Regions from separate parts of the Homo sapiens genome. Here region 2 is linked to region 1. Evidence: chromatin contacts called from ENCODE Hi-C or POLR2A ChIA-PET data. All regions are on one chromosome and are shown on one strand. The core of a region is the stretch at or near the end of the contact, and the rest is flanking DNA. Distances in the headings are between cores, read along the strand shown. Region 1 holds the start of LTBP4 (latent transforming growth factor beta binding protein 4). Region 2 holds the start of ZFP36 (ZFP36 ring finger protein).

Region 1 (4,922 bases), core at 2,024-4,523:
AGCCGTCTGCCCAGCACCCCCACCCACCCTCCCCGCCTGGCGGCCCAGCGCTCCGTTACAAAGGCCCCGGGCTCCTCTCCCGCCTGGGTCTCTGCGAATGCGTTTAGTAACCCGAGCCGCGGCGGGGGCGGGGCCGGGAAGGGGTTAACCTGGAGAAAAGGCGGGAGGGATGACGGCAAGATCGGGGATCCCCGAGGCTCCCCACCAGATGGCCTCATCCTCCACTCGGCCCCACCCACCTGAGAGGGGCCCACGCGCTGGACACCCCCCTCTCTGCACCCCCCCACTGCTCTCCTCTCGGGGTCTGGGCGCGCGCCCTCGTCTCTAGACCCCCTTAGCCTGGGGATAATGGACTTGTCTGGGGGGCCCCTTCATTGCGACGCACTTGAACCGGAGCTGGAAGCTCCGCCACTGAGACCCTCTGGGCTGGGAGATGTCTGCAAGAACGGCACCTTTCTCCTGGTCAGGCGGGAAACTGAGGCCCAAAGACCAAGAAACGCTGGCTTCTGGACACACATCGTGGAAGGGCAAGAACGGGCTAGAACTCAGGCTCTGGGATTCTCAGTCCTGGACTGTGACTCCCGTTATCCCCCTCCACCTCAGCACCCTGCTGGACCCACAGTCAGAGGGAAGAGCCTTCCCTCCCCAGCTGCCGAGGCCTGTGAAAATGGCGCCACCTGTCGGCCAGGCTCAGGATGGCGTCTGAGTCCCGGACCGGGATGTGCGGGAGGGCGGGGTTCTAGATTCCCAGACAGTGCGGGCTTAGAAATGCTCTTAGAAATCGAGTCTTTTGTTTTTGTTTTTGTTTTTTAATCACTTTTAAAAGGCTTTAAAATAACGTATTTTTTCAATAAAATCGTACGCCAAAATCTCTTCATAAGACAAAAGTACGGTTTCTGTGCCCTTCAGCCCGAAGTCTAAGCCAATTTGCCTCCCATTGTACAGATGGAGAAACTGAGGCGTGGGGAGAAGAACCTCGTTAGTCATATACCTGTTTCAAGCCCCCTCAGGATGCGTCTTGGTTTCCCCTCCCCGATTGCCCTCCTTTGCAGAGTTCTGGGGTGCTAGGGGCCTGAGTGACTTCCACTCCACTATTTATAGCGTTGCTGTTTGTCGCTGCTGCCCGGGCCAGACGTCTAGGAGGAGCCGCTGCATCCGAGGTGGGTTCTGGAAGATGGAGTATGAGTAGGGGGCAAAAGGGAATAGGAGGAGAGGGGCAGGGAGCTCCCCATCCCTCCCCTCATCCCAGTGGGAGAGCTGGATGCATTTGGTAGAGAAGTACTTGGTCCCCTCCTTCCCCACTTAGTCCCTGGCTGTCTCCGAAGCCTTCTGCAGGGTCCGAAGCTGCCAGCCCAAAAAGTGTGCAGGCCCCCAGCGGTGCCTGAACCCAGTGCCTGCAGTGCCCAGTCCCAGCCCCAGCGTGAGGAAGAGACAGGTGTCCCTCAACTGGCAGCCACTGACGTGAGTGGGCAGTCCCTCCCCTACCAAATCCTCCCTCAGGAACTCCTAGCTTTGCCCCCGTTTCCGCTCCTCCTCCCTTCCCCTCTCCCTCTCTCTCCCCCCTCCCTCCCCGGCTCTTTCTTTTGCTATCAGCCTGTCTGTCCGTTTCTATTTCATCCCTTGCCTGCCTATCTCAGGCTCTTCCCATCTCTGCATTATTTCTGTCTCTTTCTGTTTCTTTCTAGTTACCTGTCTCTTTTCCTCTCTCTCTTTCTCCCTGTGTCTCACTGCCTGCCTCTATGTCTAAGTCTCTCTGCCCCTTCTCTCTTTCTCTCCCCCAACCCCCATCATCTCTCTTTCTCTCAGGGTCTTTGTTTCTCTCCCACTAGAGGCCTGGTCCCCATAAATAGGTGTTGTGGGGGGAGGGTTGGGCAGAGCCGCTACTGAAAGACATTTTCCTGGCATGGAGGCCCTTTGGTGGGGAGGTCAGTTTAACCCGGTGACAGCAGCTTTTCCGTCCTCTCCCACCCAGGCTCCAGGAGGCCAGAGCTCTACTGAAGCGGCGGCGGCCCCGGGGGCCAGGGGGCCGGGGACTACTGAGAAGGAGGCCCCCACAGCGTGCCCCCGCTGGCAAGGCCCCGGGTAAGCACATCCGCCTTTCCTCCGCCTGGGGCGAGGGGGGTTCCGGGCCAGATAAAGCCGTCTGGTTCCCACGGTCCAGCCGCCGCCTACCCGCCCCCCGTTGTAGCTCAGCACCCACCCCCAGGACGAGGCCCCCTCTAGGGACCCCAGCGTCCGGCCGTGCGAGGTGAGCCCGGGACAGGACCAGACACAGGCCAGAGGCACTGACCCGCGGGGGTGGGGCCGGGAAGCCAGGCGTCCGGGCTCCCCGCGGCCGAAGAGGGAGGGCGCTGGCCCGTTAGAAAGCTCCGCCGAACCAGCCCAGACAACAAAAGCGATTGTGCGGGTTGGCGCCTGCCTGGGCACCAAATGCTCAAGATTGTGGGGCGGCTGGGGGCCAAAGGCCTCCTCCTGTTTCCCGAATCTTCCCCCTGCCCTCCTCCCGCTCCAGCTCTTGACCCCTAGTCTAGAACACCCCTCATCTCAAACACCCTCAAAACCCTCCTCTTGCTGTAGCCTTCAGCCCAGATGTGACCCCTCCCCCTAAAGTCTTCCAGATGTGAGCCTCGGGCCAGATGTTAGTACCCCCGCCCACAGCCTCCCTTTATCCATTGTGACTTCTCCCGCCAGGTGTGGCGTTCTGGCCAGATGTGGCTACATCTTCACATGTATCCCCCCCACCTCCAGCCTCCTGCCCAGGATCTAGACGCCCAATTCCTTTATGTGCCCAGGTGTAGCGACCCTTCTCCCATCCCTCAGATGTCCCACCTGGCTGTCCAGATGTACCATGATAGCCCCCTATCAAGATGAAGCCCCTTTCTCTGTGCCCCGGGCAGAAGAGGATCAACTCTTAGCTGTCTCCCCAAATGTGGCCCCCACTACTCTTAATGGATTTCCTCTTTATGGATTCAGCTCTGTCTGGGGGGAAACCCGCCCGCCCCCACCTGTTCCCTTCCCCGCCGCTCCCCTACAGGCCCGGTCCACTTGTTGGTGCGCGGATGGGGACAGAGGGGGCGCCCCGCTCACCCCTGCGAGTCTAGCGCCCAGCCTGCGAGCCTCTGGCTAAGCGCCCAGCCCCACGCGCCCCCGCGCGGCCGCCGGGGAGGGAGTGGTGAGGAGGGGGGGCCTGAGCGGGGGCGCGGGCGACCTCCCCCGCGGGCGGGCGGGCGGGTGCGGCCGGGCCCCTCGGGCGGGCTGGGGCGGCGGCGCGGCGGAGCGCGGCGCTGCAGCCATGGCGGGCGGCGTGCGGCTGCTCTGGGTGTCGCTATTGGTGCTGCTGGCGCAGCTAGGGCCGCAGCCTGGACTGGGCCGGCTCGGAGAGCGTCTCCGCGTGCGCTTCACCCCGGTCGTGTGCGGCCTGCGCTGCGTCCATGGGCCGACCGGCTCCCGCTGTACCCCGACCTGCGCGCCCCGCAACGCCACCAGCGTGGACAGCGGCGCTCCCGGCGGGGCGGCCCCGGGGGGACCCGGCTTCCGCGCCTGTGAGTGCGGGGTGGTGGTCCCGAGAGAGCGGCTCCGGGGGGGAGGAGGATCCCTGGGGATGGAGGAGACAGTCCTCCAGGGAGAGGGAGCCCAGATTCCATATGCAATAGTGCAAGGGAATATCAGGGGCTATTTGAGGAAGGGGGCCCCAAATTCCTGGCTTTTGGGGTTGGGTCCTGAGGGTTCCGATTTTGCAAGCAATGAGGGTTCTTAGAGGCCTGTGATGTCCCACGTGAGGGAATTGGCGCCAGCTTTCATGCTTTGCGTCAAAATGGGGATCTCAGAATTGAGGGGCCTGAGAACTTTTGGGAGGGGGGCTCGAATTCTGAGACGCTGAGTAAGGAGTCCCCGGGGACCAAGCAAGAGTCTCAGGACCGCATGGGGGACGTCTCAGTTTCTGTGTGTTTGGGTGGGAAGGTTCTGTATGGGAATGCCTGTGAGGTGGGGTACTAGAGAGAAGAAAGTTAATCCGAAGAACTAAGAGGGAGAGGGGACAGAGACGGGGGTTGTGTGTGTGTGTGTGTGTGTGTGTGTGTGTGTGTGTGGCGGCGGGGGTGGGGTGGGGGTGTCTCCGCAGGACCTGAGTTGCAGGGGTCCCACGTGCGACAGAAATCCAGATAAGAGGGCTTACGGAAGGGGCGCCCCCTGGGGGCGGAGGGGACAGGAGGTGTATGCACCAGGCACTCCTAGAGATGGGGAGCCTTGGGGGTTCAGGTGAGGTGGGGGAGGGCGCACCACCTGTTGTTCCAGGATGCAAAAGTGGGCAGACTCTCTGGGATCGGGCCTTCCTGCCCCCTACCCCGCAGACCCTATGGAGTGGGGAGTGGGGGCCCCTGGAGCGGAGAACTCGCCCAGCCTGGCCCCCAGCCAGCCCAGCCCGGCCGGCGTGAGCTCATCTCCCGCCTGAGCCCCCGCCCGCTGCCACTCCCTCTCTCCTCCCCTTCCTCCCTCTTTCTTTCACTCTTTCCCGGCCCAGCCCCAACGTGCCTGTGCCAGGCGCCATGCCCAGGCGGGTGCCAAGCCCTTGGGGGTGCAAGGAGTGGCATGTGAAGTGGGGGCTGACCTCAAAGGGACCCCTATGTCCTCAACTCCCCGCTTGGCCAGGGCTGTGGGGCATGACGTTGGCTGTGGCCATCTAGTGGCCCACCCTGGGTGTAGGCACCCCCAGGGAGCTGGCCTGCGGGCCTGCATTCAGGCCAAGAGAAGGCAGAGAAATGCCTCTGGAGCCTGGGAAATACCCTCAGACCTGGCTGGTTTCCCACCCCCTCCATCAGAGACCCTTACCATTCTGCAATTTTGATTCCTAGTTAAGCCTCTCCTAGGCCCCACTACTCAATTAAAAGCCCCCATTAGACCACCCTGGAGTCATGGCCCCACAC
Region 2 (4,991 bases), core at 557-3,056, 1.2 Mb before region 1:
TTTTTTTTTTTTTTGAAAGCTTTTTTCAATCAATGCAACCATCAGTTATAGTGAAAGACCTCCACCTTGCCAATCTTGAGTTTTCTCAGAGGGCAAACCTCGACATAATTTCAGACCCTAGTATGAGGCCTGTGCCATTTGCTAGCTCGAACTAGGAGAGTAACTTTATTTTTCCCCCTGAGAGGGAGTCTCGCTCTGTGGCCCAGGCTGGAGTGCAGTCGCCTGATCTCGGCTCATTGCAACCTCTGCCTCCTGGGTTCAAGCGACTCTCCCACCCCAGCCTGCTCCCTCCCCGCCCCCGAGTAGCGGGACCACAGGGTGTGCGCCACCACACTCAGCTAATTTTTGCATTTTTGTAGAAATGGGGATTCGCCGTGTTGCCCAGGCTAGTCTCAGACTCCGAGCTCTAGTGATCCGCCTGCCTTGGGCGCCCAAAGTGCTAGGACTACAGGTGTGAGCCGGGCAGGAGAGTAACTTCACTTTGGTTTCCTCCTGCCTTAAATGGGCATACCACCTGGCATTAGGATTAATGTGCGTAAAGTACTTAGAACTCAGCCCAGGTGAGTTCTCCTTAACTCAGCCTAGAAGAGATCATCCGCCCGAGGGTGAGGGGGCTAGAGCCGCCCTGTGAATTGGGAAAGGAGGCCCCTTTTCAGCCTTGCCAGGTATCCTGGACCCCACCCAACCCACTCACTCACCCACCCAACCCCAGCAAGTGGGGAGAGGGAGAGCAGTCCAGGTCTCCTTATCTGTCTGGGCTGTTTAGGAGTGAGACCACACAAGGCAGGCAGTTCTCAGAGAATTCCCCTCCAAGGCCTGCTGGCTCTTTCTTGGCACTTTGCTCTGCAGATTTCTTTCCGTAAGTGCTTATTTCTCACAGTCTTTCTCCTTTTTGTCCAGTTTCTTTTTCTTTTTAATTTTTTTAAATAGTATTTTTTGTAGACATGGGATCTCACTGTTGCCCAGGCTGATCTTGAACTCCTGATCTCAGGTAATCCACCTGCCTCATCCTCTGAAAGTACTGGGATTGGCCGGGCTTGGTGGCTCACACCTGTAATTCCAGCTCTTTGGGAGGCGGAGGTGGGAGGATCGCTTGAGCCCCGGAGCTGGAGATTAGCCTGGGCAACATAGGGAAACCCCGTCTTTCAAAAAAAAAAAAAAAGAAGAAGAAAAAGGAAAGAAAAACACAAAAAGTGCTGGGATCACAGGTGTGAGCCACTGCGCTCAGCCCCTTTCTGTTTCTTTTTGTGATCCTCCCAACCCTCTTCTCCCTCTGAATCTGTCTCTGGGACTGTCTCTGTCTCCCCGTCTTCCCTCCCTTCCTCACCCTGTCTATCTCTCTCTGTATGTCTCTTGGTGTGTGTGTCTCTCTCGATGTTTTTCTCTCTGCCTGTCTGCCTGTCTGTACCCCTCTGCGTCTCTCCCCGCCCCCATCCGTCTGTGTCGCACGCGCACCCCCATCGGGCTTCTGCTCTTGTCAATTGCCCCTGGGGCCCTGCCCCCACCTCCGCCCCAGTTTCCTTCTACAAGCCTCAGTCTCCAGCTTTGAAAACTGGGCAGGCGTCCCCCCATCCGCACCCCCACCCCTTCCCCACGCATTCCCCGCTCGGTCACGGCTGTCCACCGGCCAAGCTCAGGCGCGTCCTGGCCCAGGGCCGGGCGGAAGGGAACCAGTCCAGGGCCAGCCAGGCTGCGCCGGGGGCGCGCGTCCGGGAAGCGCCCCTCCTGCCCCGCCCCCGGCCCCGGCCCCGGCCCCGCCCCGTGCTTGCAGTTTCCTATAAGTAGCCGGCTCTCGGTGCCAGCCTCAGCCTGACTTCAGCGCTCCCACTCTCGGCCGACACCCCTCATGGCCAACCGTTACACCATGGATCTGACTGCCATCTACGAGGTGAGTCCCCGCCGCACGGCATCCCCGGTACCTGCATGCCTGAGTCCGAGTCCCCACCTCTCTAGCGCCGCAAACTCCAGCCCGGGACGCTTGCCTCCCTTCTCCAACTGGGGCTCCCTAGCGCCGCGCCCTCCAGCCTGGGGCCCCTGCCTCCCGCTCAGACCAGCTTGGTGATTTGGAGGTGAAAATGGAACCCGCGACACCCGGCTCTTCGCTCAAACATGGGTGGGGCGGCCCATGCAAGTGGAAAGTCGGAGAACTTTTCTCAGACCGAGGCTGCCTGGAGGCGGAAGTGGCCCCCATACCTGGCTCACCCCTAGTCGTTGCTGAGGGCGTGGTTTTGCGCGGAGGCGTCTCTGGGGCTGAAGTCTCAGGGTGGGGGGATCCGACTTCTGTCTCTCCAGTCCCTGACCGTAGAGACAGAGAACCCTAAAACCGAAGCAATCCGGACTTCCAGGTCAACTTTGCCCGGTTTCTCCAGTTGTGAAACTGGAGATCCCGACGCGTGGGTCATATCCGGGGAGGACAAGAGACCCAAAATTGGGAAACAGTGGTGCGCCCTGACTTCGGGGTCCCCCTCTTGGTCCAGCCGGGGAAGCCGGGATTCCTGGGTCCCTCGGGATAAGGCCTCGGTGGTGGGTAAACTCAGAACCTCCAACTCTGGGTTCCTGGCATCCGGAACCCAGGGGTTTCTGCGGGCGGGTGGGGCTCAGGCGGGGAGCCCACAAACCGGCCTGGCAAGCTCTAGTTCCCTGCAGCTGGGGTGGGGCGTCGCCCTGCATTTTCAGGTGCCTTAACCGACCCATTTCCGCAGAGCCTCCTGTCGCTGAGCCCTGACGTGCCCGTGCCATCCGACCATGGAGGGACTGAGTCCAGCCCAGGCTGGGGCTCCTCGGGACCCTGGAGCCTGAGCCCCTCCGACTCCAGCCCGTCTGGGGTCACCTCCCGCCTGCCTGGCCGCTCCACCAGCCTAGTGGAGGGCCGCAGCTGTGGCTGGGTGCCCCCACCCCCTGGCTTCGCACCGCTGGCTCCCCGCCTGGGCCCTGAGCTGTCACCCTCACCCACTTCGCCCACTGCAACCTCCACCACCCCCTCGCGCTACAAGACTGAGCTATGTCGGACCTTCTCAGAGAGTGGGCGCTGCCGCTACGGGGCCAAGTGCCAGTTTGCCCATGGCCTGGGCGAGCTGCGCCAGGCCAATCGCCACCCCAAATACAAGACGGAACTCTGTCACAAGTTCTACCTCCAGGGCCGCTGCCCCTACGGCTCTCGCTGCCACTTCATCCACAACCCTAGCGAAGACCTGGCGGCCCCGGGCCACCCTCCTGTGCTTCGCCAGAGCATCAGCTTCTCCGGCCTGCCCTCTGGCCGCCGGACCTCACCACCACCACCAGGCCTGGCCGGCCCTTCCCTGTCCTCCAGCTCCTTCTCGCCCTCCAGCTCCCCACCACCACCTGGGGACCTTCCACTGTCACCCTCTGCCTTCTCTGCTGCCCCTGGCACCCCCCTGGCTCGAAGAGACCCCACCCCAGTCTGTTGCCCCTCCTGCCGAAGGGCCACTCCTATCAGCGTCTGGGGGCCCTTGGGTGGCCTGGTTCGGACCCCCTCTGTACAGTCCCTGGGATCCGACCCTGATGAATATGCCAGCAGCGGCAGCAGCCTGGGGGGCTCTGACTCTCCCGTCTTCGAGGCGGGAGTTTTTGCACCACCCCAGCCCGTGGCAGCCCCCCGGCGACTCCCCATCTTCAATCGCATCTCTGTTTCTGAGTGACAAAGTGACTGCCCGGTCAGATCAGCTGGATCTCAGCGGGGAGCCACGTCTCTTGCACTGTGGTCTCTGCATGGACCCCAGGGCTGTGGGGACTTGGGGGACAGTAATCAAGTAATCCCCTTTTCCAGAATGCATTAACCCACTCCCCTGACCTCACGCTGGGGCAGGTCCCCAAGTGTGCAAGCTCAGTATTCATGATGGTGGGGGATGGAGTGTCTTCCGAGGTTCTTGGGGGAAAAAAAATTGTAGCATATTTAAGGGAGGCAATGAACCCTCTCCCCCACCTCTTCCCTGCCCAAATCTGTCTCCTAGAATCTTATGTGCTGTGAATAATAGGCCTTCACTGCCCCTCCAGTTTTTATAGACCTGAGGTTCCAGTGTCTCCTGGTAACTGGAACCTCTCCTGAGGGGGAATCCTGGTGCTCAAATTACCCTCCAAAAGCAAGTAGCCAAAGCCGTTGCCAAACCCCACCCATAAATCAATGGGCCCTTTATTTATGACGACTTTATTTATTCTAATATGATTTTATAGTATTTATATATATTGGGTCGTCTGCTTCCCTTGTATTTTTCTTCCTTTTTTTGTAATATTGAAAACGACGATATAATTATTATAAGTAGACTATAATATATTTAGTAATATATATTATTACCTTAAAAGTCTATTTTTGTGTTTTGGGCATTTTTAAATAAACAATCTGAGTGTAAGCTGGGATCCTGGCTTCTTCGCGGTCTAGAGACAGGAATGGAGAGGGAGGGGGTGACTTTTTGGAAGCTGGGTGCAGTTAACTCTTCCTCTCCGAGCCCCGCGGCGCTTACCTGGCAGGAAGTGACGTCACCGGGCCTGGCCGTTCACCTGAAAGGGTGGGACCAGGTGAGGTCACCAGATGGGAACCGGGGGAGCCAGTTCCCGGGCGTCGGGGGCGCCGCGCTCCCGTCCTGCTGGGCTCCTTGACCCAGCTTCGGGCGGGTGCGGTCGGGGACGGGATGTTTCCGTCCCCACGGGGCCGCGGGAGGCGGGAGGGGCCGGGTGGGGAGGACGGAATGTGCTGGGGCGCGCGCCCAGAGCGAGCGGGGGCGGGCGCGGGGCGGGGCAGCCTGGGGTAGCGGAACCCGTTTCGGGACTAGAGGTTCCGGGGGGGCTTCGACACCTTCTGGATGTTGGGGAAGCGGGTTTAGGGTCTCAAGAGGCTAGGATCTCAACATTTGGGAGTCACAGGTTGCATCCCCTAGCGCTTTAGACTCTAGACCCCTGGTGGCTCGGAGTTGCAGATTTCTGGCCACCCGGGACCCTGGAGCCCGGGAATTACCGGGTCTTGGCATTTCCGAACC

The links. A loop is a pair of places that touch in the nucleus more often than their neighbours do. ChIA-PET counts read pairs that join two places held with the same protein, here RNA polymerase II (POLR2A). Pooled maps may share reads with other maps.
Region 2: a loop to region 1 is called in a map of CD8-positive, alpha-beta T cell, with 6 times the contacts of the local background. The contact joins the promoter of ZFP36 here to the promoter of LTBP4 in region 1. A Hi-C loop is called at or near these places in 2 of 168 maps with a recorded cell type or tissue (both CD8-positive, alpha-beta T cell) and 14 of 50 pooled maps. POLR2A ChIA-PET finds 5 or more read pairs at or near these places in 3 of 52 experiments (B cell, CD4-positive, alpha-beta memory T cell and WTC11).

Annotation. Positions count from the first base shown.
Region 1 is chr19:40,598,096-40,603,017 of GRCh38, forward strand. LTBP4 (latent transforming growth factor beta binding protein 4) reads left to right here and starts at 3,274. Exons shown (of 30, transcript NM_001042545.2): 1 at 3,274-3,542. The coding sequence starts at 3,293. RefSeq lists enhancers at 517-576, 4,539-4,922 and a silencer at 3,208-3,357.
Region 2 is chr19:39,405,041-39,410,031 of GRCh38, forward strand. ZFP36 (ZFP36 ring finger protein) reads left to right here and starts at 1,807. Exons shown (of 2, transcript NM_003407.5): 1 at 1,807-1,888; 2 at 2,703-4,367. The coding sequence starts at 1,865. The coding sequence ends at 3,659. It overlaps MIR4530 (microRNA 4530), which reads right to left and starts at 4,638; the gene lies at 4,583-4,638. RefSeq lists silencers at 1,401-1,850, 4,641-4,700 and enhancers at 1,971-2,170, 2,221-2,858, 2,859-3,497, 3,498-4,135, 4,398-4,988.